Regions from separate parts of the Homo sapiens genome. Here region 1 is linked to region 2. A link is an interaction called in ENCODE POLR2A ChIA-PET data of the cell type or tissue named here. Cell type or tissue: PC-9. All regions are shown on one strand.

Region 1 (5,000 bases), 120 kb after region 2:
CGGTCAACGTTGGCCACTCTTGAAACTTCCCACTGCCGGCTTTTTCTTCCTCTAACCCGCCCCTCTATTCACCTCTCTTTCACCTACGTTCAAGCCATCCATTTTAATTCTTGGGAAGCTGCAAAAATTTCATAGCATACCACATCATGTACTTGTTGAATTGACTCATCCACAAAGTTTTAAACGTGGGCATTTAATTAAAGCTTTTGACTGATGATTTCAACAGATAAAAATGGGGAGGATTCCGTGCCATATAAACTTTATAAGAGCATCATCGTCTGGTTAGAAGAGGTCACAGACTAGACCAGTTCAAGCTGGCCCACATAGAAGGTGGTCAAAAAACAAAGACTCTGCAAACGTTTAGCAGAATGTTAACCAAGCGGCTGGTATTTCAGAAACTTCAAGAAGCTCAAGAAATGACCTAATTATGCCTTCAATATTTAAATCATTCCTTACCCCCAAATAATTTTTGAGTCAAAAACATTGCTTTTCAAAAGCAACTTTTCTGCTAAAAATGTCATTTAAGACACCATGAATGTGAAGTCAACACTTTCCCCTTATTTACAGATATAGAAGCACACCTAGCCGGGTGCGGTGGCTCACGCCTGTCATCCCAGCACTTTGGGAGGCCGAGGCGGGCGGACCACAAGGTCAGGAGTTTGAGACCAGCCTGACCAACATGGTGAAACCCTGTCTCTACTAAAAATACAAAAATGAGCTGGGCATGGTGGTGCGCACCTGTAATCCCAGCACTTTGGGAGGCCGAGGCGGGCGGACCATGAAGTCAGGAGTTTGAGACCAGCCTGACCAACATGGTGAAATCCCGTCTCTACTAAAAATACAAAAATTAGCCAGGCGTGGTGGTGCATGCCTGTAATCCCAGCTACTCAGGAGGCTGAGGCAGGAGAGTCGCTTGAACCCAGGAGGCAGAAGTTGCAGTAAGCCGAGATCACACCACTGCACTGCAGCCTGGCTGACAGCGAGACTCTGACTCAAAAACAAAACAAAAAACAAAGAAGCAAGAAGCACATCTAGGCTGGGTATAGCCTAGCAGCCATCTCGGCTATTACATACAGCTCCAAATCACAAGAGGAGTGATGCTGGCATACTGTCATAATTGTGCTATTTTATTTTCAGTTATTGTGGTGAATCTCTTACTGTGCCTAATTTGCATGCTAAAATTTATCACAGGTATGTATACATAGGAAAAAATATGGCATATATAGGGTTTGCTACTCTCTGGGTTTCAGGCATCCACTGGGGGTCTTGGAATGTATCCCCCACAGGTAAGTGGGGACGACTTGTAATAATAAGTGTCTCATGCCTATAATCTCAGCATTTTGGGAGCCCAAGGCAGGAGGATCACTTCAGGCCAGGAGTTCAAGACCAGCCCGGGCAACACAGCAAGAACCCATCTCTACCAAAAATAAAAAATTAAAAATTAAAAATAGCTGTGTGTGGTGGCACATGCCTGTAGTCCTAGCTACTTCGGAGGCTAAGGTGGGAGGATCACTTGGCCCCAGGAGTTCAAGGTTACCGTGAAAAATGATTGCACTCCAGCCTGAGCAACAAGGCAGGACCCTGTCCCTAACATGATAATAATAAATACAAATTTAAAAGCGGCACATCGGTTCTGGTTAAACACAATCAAGATTAAATTTATAAAACGAAAACCTCCTTTTGTCCATATGCCACTCCCTTCTGAGTGTTCTTCAGAAGCTTAGGAAGCGAGTGCTGAAAGCAAACTTCTCTTCTCTTCCAGGGAAGAGGGGAACGTGGGGCCTCTTGACCTACAAAACTCAGTATTTTGGAACATCCGTAATTCCACCAAGTCTGTTGCAGTCAAATAGACTCCTTTTAGCAAACCAGCCAGCCAGGGCTGGAGAGCAAGGCTTTCATACCTAGGAGTTGACAAGGACAGGACCCAAGAGCTCCTTGGAAAAAAAAAAGCTTGTACTTCAGTTTGCATTACAAAGTGCTGGAAAAGACAGATGGGGCCATGACAGGAAAAGCAGTTATTTCTTCTGGGCTTCCTTTCTGTCTGGATTCTAAGGAGACGAATACAAAGTTCCATCACAGATTGAAATGCTATCTAAACATTCTTGAAAATGTGGTCTTGCTCTGTGAAATACGACCTGCTCTGCTGCGGCAACCTGTAACCTATTAATACGGGATGGGGGAGAACGCCGACATTCCTGCAGACTGTCGAATTCTGGGTCTGACTCTGTAATACCGCTAGTTTGCAAGAGTCCAGAACCACAGGTTGAAACGTAAATAACTGAAAGATACACATCTATTATGCACAGCATGACCCAACAAAAAATGCCGATGAATCACTCACTATTTTCACATTCTTGAAATTTTAAACATCTATGACTCCTGCACTGTAAGACTTCTAGTGAGCCATTCCAAATGTAGGCTGAATCACACTGAACAAGCAGTGTTACTATTCCCAGTAGCAGCAAGTTGGGACTCTTAATGCACAAAGCAAGTTCTAAATCACTTTTAAGGAACACCCACTTGCTGATCAAAATGATGTTTTTATGATAAAATGTTTTTGTTTATTTATAATTAATAAACAATCTTAGACAGACAAAATATTCAATACAGTTGCATAAAATGTTGTGGGGGTTTTGCTGTTGCTTTTGGGGATGGGGTCTCGCTCTGTCATCCGGGCTGGAGCGCGGCGGCACCATTACAGCTCACTGAAGCTTGTACTACCACACCCAGCTAATTATTTTACCTTTTCGTAGAGACGTGTATTGCTATGTTGCCGAGGCTGGTCTCAAACTCCTGGCCTCAAGTCATCCTCCCACCTAGGCATCCCAAAGTGTTGAGATTACAGGCATGAGCCATTGTGCCTGGCTCAGTTGAATAAAATGTTATTGCATGTGGCCTATGTGTAGTGAAATAGAAAGATGACAAAGATACAGTTCTTACCTTCCAGGAGCTTACAAACATCAAAGGGATGAGACTTGTTCTCTGGTAAGTCAAGGGAGACCCCAAAAGCCAAATGAAAAGTACAAGAATGGGGCTGTGGGATTTATGGAGAAAGGACATCGAGGGACACTGGAATCCATTTTCTCCTCTGTAAAATGAGGGGAGGGGCCCAGATGAGTTTCAAATCCTTTCCAGTTCAAAATTCTGATTCCTTGGTGTATTCAGATAAGGTCCATGGAAAACATCGTCAAGAAACTAGTATCTGAGCTGGTCCTTGGATGGGTAAGATTGGGAAATGCGGCGGCTTAAAGAAATAGGAGGAAAAGCATTTCAAGCACAAAAGAGTCTGTAAGCACAGGTCCAGAAAGCACAGGCATGCTCGTAGAGCACAAAGTCTTCAGTGTAGACAGAACACAAGAGGAGGCAAAACTGGAATTGGAGACCAGAATTTTGAATGCCAAGCAAAGGAATTTGGATTTCTTTTTTTTTTTAAACAGGGTCTCACTCTGTTTCCCAGGCTGGAGTGCAGTGGCGCGATGATGGCTTACTGCAGCCTCGAACTTCCTGGCTCAGCTGATCTTCCTGTCTCGGCCTCCTCAGTAGCTGGGACTACAGGCACAGGCCACCACCATGCCCAGCTAATTTTGTACTTTTTGAAGATGCAGGGTTTTGTCATGTTGCCCAGGCTGGCCTTGAACTCCTAGGCTCAAGTGATCTCCCCGCCTCGGCCTCCCAAAGTGTTGGGATTGCAGGTGTGGGCCACCATGCCTGGCCTTGGATTTCATTTAGTGGCCAGAGCTGATACGGTGTCTGAAGAGGTAGACAATACGATCAAACACAGATTAGGACAGCTAAGCAGCAGAATGCAGCTGGAGTGCTTGAGGCTGCCCTGTCCCTCTGTAGGACCCCTCTGAAGGTCCCATTTACATGGGCCTCATCTGCCAAAGAAGCCATGCTTCATGAAATATACCTCAACAGACAAAACGAGGTAACGAGGGCTAAAAAAAATACAGGAGTCCAGAAAACCAGAACAGTTTTAGGAACCTAATGTGTCTACACACAAATTCTGATGATGACAAGAAGGCCAGCTACTCACAAACAGGCCAAAGGAAACTGGCTATCAAATGGAAAGTGACTATAAAGTGGAAAAATGGAAAAAGAAAGTGATATAAAGTAGTAAAAATAGACAGATGGGAAAACTACAGATGTAAAAGAAAGAGACTCCTAATATCTGTAAGCAACTGGCAGAAGGAAACAGAAATATCAGAGATCTGGAAATTTCAGCGTAGGATTATATGCTCCTCCCACTCCAAATCTGGGCAGCAGGATGAACATTTTTAGAAATTAGCTGTCCTAAAAAATGTCAAAGAGGAGAAATCACAGCATTGAAGCAATTGCAAAGAAGCAGTCCTGACCTGAGTTAGTGCTGATAAGGGAGGACAGGACATGGCAAGAGAGGACGGCTAGAAAGGCAAGCTCAGCATTTCTACTACAACAGCCATTCTGAAATACGATGCCTCAACAGAAGAACAGAATCAAATAAAAAGGGAAATGGTTCACAGATAACATCTGGCCCCTCAATTATTAAAGAGTATCTCCTCCCTACACACTTTTCCCTTCATTGCCTCCAACAGCCTCCTTAACTAGATCCAGTAAGACTTACTTCATTCCCTCCAATGGCCTCCTTAACTAGATCCAATAAGACTTATAAAACTTTTTTTTTTTTTTTTTTTTGAGACAGTCTCACCCCTGTCGTCCATGCTGGAGTGCAGCGGTGCAATCTCGCCTCACTGCAACCTCTGGCTCCTGGGTTCAAGTGACTCTCATGCCTCAGCCTCCTGAGTAGCTGGGATTACAGGCGTGAGCCGCTGTGCCCGCTGTGCCCGGCCAACTTGTAAAATTTTTTAATGAATCTTGAGTCACCTGCCTGCTGGCAAAGCGAGGTACGAGGAAATGGTAACTATGTCAGGTTACTATCTTTTACAGCCACAAAATATCAAAACCCCAACAACTCAGCTGACGAATGCAGCAACCTCATTTAGCCACAGCCCACAAAATAA
Region 2 (5,000 bases):
GGGCTGGGATACAAAAGTACAGGATAAGCCTAGTATATTTTATTGTGCCAGAGAGGAAGGAGGTGCTCAAAAAATGATAGTGGCATGTAAAAAGGATGAAGAGCCAGCTTTAAGAGGCTCCCACTGGCCAAGTCAGGGACAATTTGAGTACTAAAATAACAACGACAAATCCTGGAAGGAAAAACAGACACTAATGGAAAAACTGGTGAAGTTCAAACACGGTGTGCAGGTTATTAAATAGTAATGTACCAATGTTAACTTGCCAGTTTTGACAACTCTGCTGTGGTTATATAAGATGTCAACATCAGGGGAAGTTGGGTGAAGGGGAACATAAGAAATCTGTACTATTTGTGAAATTTTCCTATAGGTATACATTTATTCCAAAATACAGTAAAAATAAAAGAGATAGTGATGCCTACAACCTACTGAATAAAATATAAAAATCCATGAGTCCATGCTGACATAGACATAAGGGGGAGAAGTGACAGCTTTTCTTAAAGTAGAATGCCAACTGATAAACGCAGAAGAAATGATGTAGCTAGAAAAATCACCATTTGACTGGGCGCGGCAGCTCATGCCTGTAATCTCAACATCTAGGGAGGCCGAGGTGGGCAGATCACTTGAGGTCAGGAGTTCCAAACCAGCCTGGCCAACATGGTGAAACCCCGTCTCTACTAAAAATACAAAAAAATTAGCTGGGCATGGTGGCGAGCATCTATAATCCCAGCTACTTGGGAGGCTGAGGCAGGAGAATCACTTGAACCCAGGAGCCGAGATTATGTCACTGCACTCCAGCCTGGGCGACAGAGCAAGACTCTGCCTCAAAAAAAAAAAAAAGAAGAAAAATCATCATTGTCAATCATCTTAGTAATAAATTACATGATAAGTGAAAGATGAGGAAAAGGATATTGATAAAGTTTCAAGGTTTCTCCCAACACTTATTAATAAATAGAGATACCCAGTAGAGACAACATCTACACCAAGTAATAAAAACGAACATCATAGGCTGGCCGTGGTAGCTCACGCCTGTAATCTCAGCACTTTGGGAGGCCAAGGCGGGTGGATCACCTGAAGTCAGGAGTTCAAGACCATCCTGACCAACATGGCAAAACCCTGTCTCTACTAAAAAAAAGACAAAAATTAGCTGGGTGCAGTGGCGGGTACCTGTAATCCCAGCTACTCAGGAGGCTGAGGCAGGAGAATTGCTTGAGCCCAGGAGGTGGAGGTTGCAGTGAGTGGAGATCGCACCACTGCACTCCAGCCTGGGGAATAGAGTGAAACGACTCTGTCTCAAAAAAAAAAAAAAAAAAAAAAAGAACATCACATCACAAGTTTTGGGATAAACTGGCATTCTGTGCCTCCTGATATGAATTCCTAGGAACACAGGACCACTTCTGCATAAATCATAAATAATGAGGAAACATCAGACAAACCCAAACTGAGGGAAATTCCAGAAAGTAATTGGCCAATCCTCTTCAAAAATGTCAAGGTCATGAAAGACAAAGAAAGACTCAATTAGTCTTCTGGGTTGAAGGAGACCAAAGAGACATGACAACTAAATGCAACCTGTGATCCTAGAGCTATTTAAACAAACAAACAACCTGCGATCTGAGAGCTATTCAAACAAATAAACTAACAACCTGTGATCCTAGGGCTATTCAAACAGGCCAACAAACAAGCAGATTGGGACAACTGCTGAAATGTGAGGAGGAGAGCATGGATGAAGCAGTAATACTGTATCACTGTGAATTCCCTGATGTTGATAGCTGTACTGTGGTTATGTGAGGGGTCTGGGATTAAGCAGTAATGTTGTATCAACGTTAATTTCCTGATGTGGACAGTTGTACTGTGGTTATGTAGAAACCTTGTTTCTAAGAAATATATATTGAAGTATTAAGGAGTAGTGGCGAATCTTGTCTGCAACTTGAGAATTCAAAGGTTCAGGAAAAAAGTACAGGTTGGGCACAGTGGTTCACGTCTGTAATCTCAACACTTTGGGAGGCCAGCAGATCACTTGAGCCCAGGAGTTTGAGACCAGCCCGAGCAACATGGTGAGACCCTGTCTCTACAAAAAAACAAAAATTAGACTGATGTGATGGCCTGTGCCTGTAGTCTCAGTTACTCTAGAGGCTGAAGTAGGAGGAGGGGAAGGGAGAGGAAGGGAGGGGAGGGGTGGGGAGGGGAGGGAGAAGAGAAAGGGAAAGAGAGAAAAAGAAAAAGAAGGAAGAGAAAAAAGAAAAGGAAAATGCATGCAGTGTCTGTGCATTACGTGTGTGGGGGAGATAACTATTAATGAGGAATCTGGATGAAGGCTATACAAGGGCTCTTTGTATAATTCTTATAATTCTTCTGTAAGCTTGAAATTAATTCAAAATAAACAACAATGGGCTCTCCCTCTCCCTCTCCTTCTCCCTCTCCCTCTCCCTACAGTCTCCCTCTCCCTCTCCCTACGGTCTCCCTCTCCCCACGGTCTCCCTCTCCCTCTCTTTCCACGGTCTCCCTCTGATGCCGAGCCGAAGCTGGACTGTGCTGCTGCCATCTTGGCTCACTGCAACCTCCCTGCCTGATTCTCCTGCCTCAGCCTGCCGAGTGCCTGCGATTGCAGGCGCGCGCTGCCATGCCTGACTGGTTTTCGTATTTTTTTGGTGGAGACGGGGTTTCGCTGTGTTGGCCGGGCTGGTCTCCAGCTCCTAACCGCGAGTGATCCGCCAGCCTCGGCCTCCCGAGGTGCCGGGATTGCAGACGGTGTCTGGTTCACTCAGTGCTCAATGGTGCCCAGGCTGGAGTGCAGGGGCGTGATCTCGGCTCGCTACAACCTCCACCTCCCAGCCGCCTGCCTTGGCCTCCCAAAGTGCCCAGAGTGCAGCCTCTGCCCGGCCGCCACCCCGTCTAGGAAGTGAGGAGCGTCTCTGCCTGGCCGCCCATCGTCTGGGATGTGAGGAGCCCCTCTGCCTGGCTGCCCAGTCCGGAAAGTGAGGAGCGTCTCTGCCCGGCCCCCATCCCATCTAGGAAGTGAGGAGCGCCTCTTCCCGGCCGCCATCCCATCTAGGAAGTGAGGAGCGTCTCTGCCCGGCCGCCCATCGTCTGAGATGTGGGGAGCGCCTTTGCCCCGCCGCCCCGTCTGGGATGTGAGGAGCGCCTCTGCCCGGCCGCGACCCCGTCTGGGAGGTGAGGAGCGTCTCTGCCCAGCCGCCCCATCTGAGAAGGGAGGAGACCCTCTGCCCGGCAACCGCCCCGTCTGAGAAGTGAGGAGCCCCTCCGCCCGGCAGCCGCCCCGTCTGAGAAGTGAGGAGCGTCTCCGCCGGGCAGCCACCCCGTCCGGGAGGGAGGTGGGGGGGTCAGCCCCCCGCCCGGCCAGCCGCCCCATCCGGGAGGTGAGGGGCGCCTCTGCCCGGCCGCCCCTACTGGGAAGTGAGGAGCCCCTCTGCCCAGCGCGTCTGGGACGTGTGCCCAAGAGCTTATTGAGAACGGGCCATGATGACAATGGCGGTTTTGTGGAATAGAAAGGCGGGAAAGGTGGGGAAAAGATTGAGAAATCGGATGGTTGCCGTGTCTGTGTGGAAAGAAGTAGACATGGGAAACTTTTCATTTTGTTCTGTACCAAGAAAAATTCTTCTGCCTTGGGATCCTGTTGATCTGTGACCTTACCCCCAACCCTGTGCTCTCTGAAGCATGTGCTGTGACCACTCAGGGTTAAATGGATTAAGGGCAGTGCAAGATGTGCTTTGTTAAACAGATGCTTGAAGGCAGCATGCTCGTTAAGAGTCATCACCACTCCCTAATCTCAAGTACCCAGGGACACAAACACTGCGGAAGGCCTCAGGGTCCTCTGCCTAGGAAAACCAGAGACCTTTGTTCACTTGTTTATCTGCTGACCTTCCCTCCACTATTGTCCTATGACCCTGCCAAATCCCCCTCTGTGAGAAACACCCAAGAATGATCAATAAAAATAAAAATAAAAATAAAATAAAATAATCAACAATGGTAATTAGTTTACAGACAGATGCTAGGCTCTAGAAAAGCATGAGTTCTAGTCTAACAAAAGTTATTAGAGGGAACTCAGGAGAATGGGCAGATATGGAGTCACCAGTAACTTCCCTGATGGAGAACGCCATAGAATGGGGTAAAGAAAGTGCCTATGTAGAAATTTCTTTTGCAAGAGTCAGCCAGAGGAAATCACTAAATGCCAAGGGTAGAAGACAGACTAACCTCCTCTTTGAACATAAATAAAAATTGAGAAAGCCATTTAAAGGATGTAAGGACGGCTTAGCCCAACCTGCTAGTGGCCATCCCCACTTCCTGCCTCCTCCCTGAGTACTGGCTCTGCAGTCCTCCTACTGCTACTTGGCTTTTGGCTGGGGCAGATGCTGCCGGAACTTTCCCTTGGCAGGTGGGAGGCTGGGGAGATGAGAAGGTGGACCCCATGCCAGGCTCAAGAGAAATCTGGCCACACTGACAAGGCCACCCACCCACATAGGAGTCCTGAAAAAGATGAGAGGGATGGCAGGGCAGGCACTGTTCCTGAGCACCATTTACTGTGTGCTGAAGGTGAAAATGCCACCTCTTCTCCTCCTCGCCACAAAGTCCATGAGGTCGGCCTTATGATCCTCACAGTGTAGAGGGGCTAGCTAGGAGCATGCTCAAGGTCCCAGCCTAGCAAGCGCGAAGCCTCACATCTAGGTATGTCTGGGATCAGGCCCACGCTCTTTCCACCACACTGTGTTGCGTCTCTGTCATCTGGGAAGTTATGAATGGTCTCATGCTTTCTGAGTTAGAGCTACAGCAAAAGTAGTAATGTGCACAAAACCAGTCCCCACCTGAGTTCCTTCTCCAGCCTCAGGATTCTTTGAAGGGAAGAAGCAGTTCCTAGAACTCCTTGAAATTACACTCAAAATAGTGTGTGCATGATATGGATTTTTTTGACAAGAGCGTCGATGCTTTCCATTGGGTTCTTAAAAAGGATCTATGACTTTAAAATGGTTAATAACGAGTGCGTTGGG

Evidence for each region. Peaks named below come from ENCODE experiments on the same cell type or tissue, not always from the same donor. Only the 100,000 strongest peaks of a DNase experiment are listed, where the experiment ranks them.
Region 1: POLR2A ChIA-PET joins it to region 2 with 24 read pairs; 6 of 35 experiments call an interaction of 5 or more read pairs at or near these places.

The regions. Positions count from the first base shown.
Region 1 is chr17:692,138-697,137 of GRCh38, forward strand. All of the region lies in intron 4 of VPS53 (VPS53 subunit of GARP complex), which reads right to left. Among named protein-coding and RNA genes, the nearest start is that of VPS53, 20 kb to the right of the region's middle. In PC-9, no CTCF peak of the experiment used is centred here; a DNase peak (open chromatin) is centred at 2,304; H3K4me3 peaks cover 804 bases; H3K27ac peaks cover 3,828 bases.
Region 2 is chr17:569,081-574,080 of GRCh38, forward strand. The region is part of intron 13 of VPS53 (VPS53 subunit of GARP complex); the gene reads right to left. Among named protein-coding and RNA genes, the nearest start is that of VPS53-AS1, 49 kb to the left of the region's middle. RefSeq lists an enhancer at 3,149-4,033. In PC-9, no CTCF peak of the experiment used is centred here; no DNase peak of the experiment used is centred here.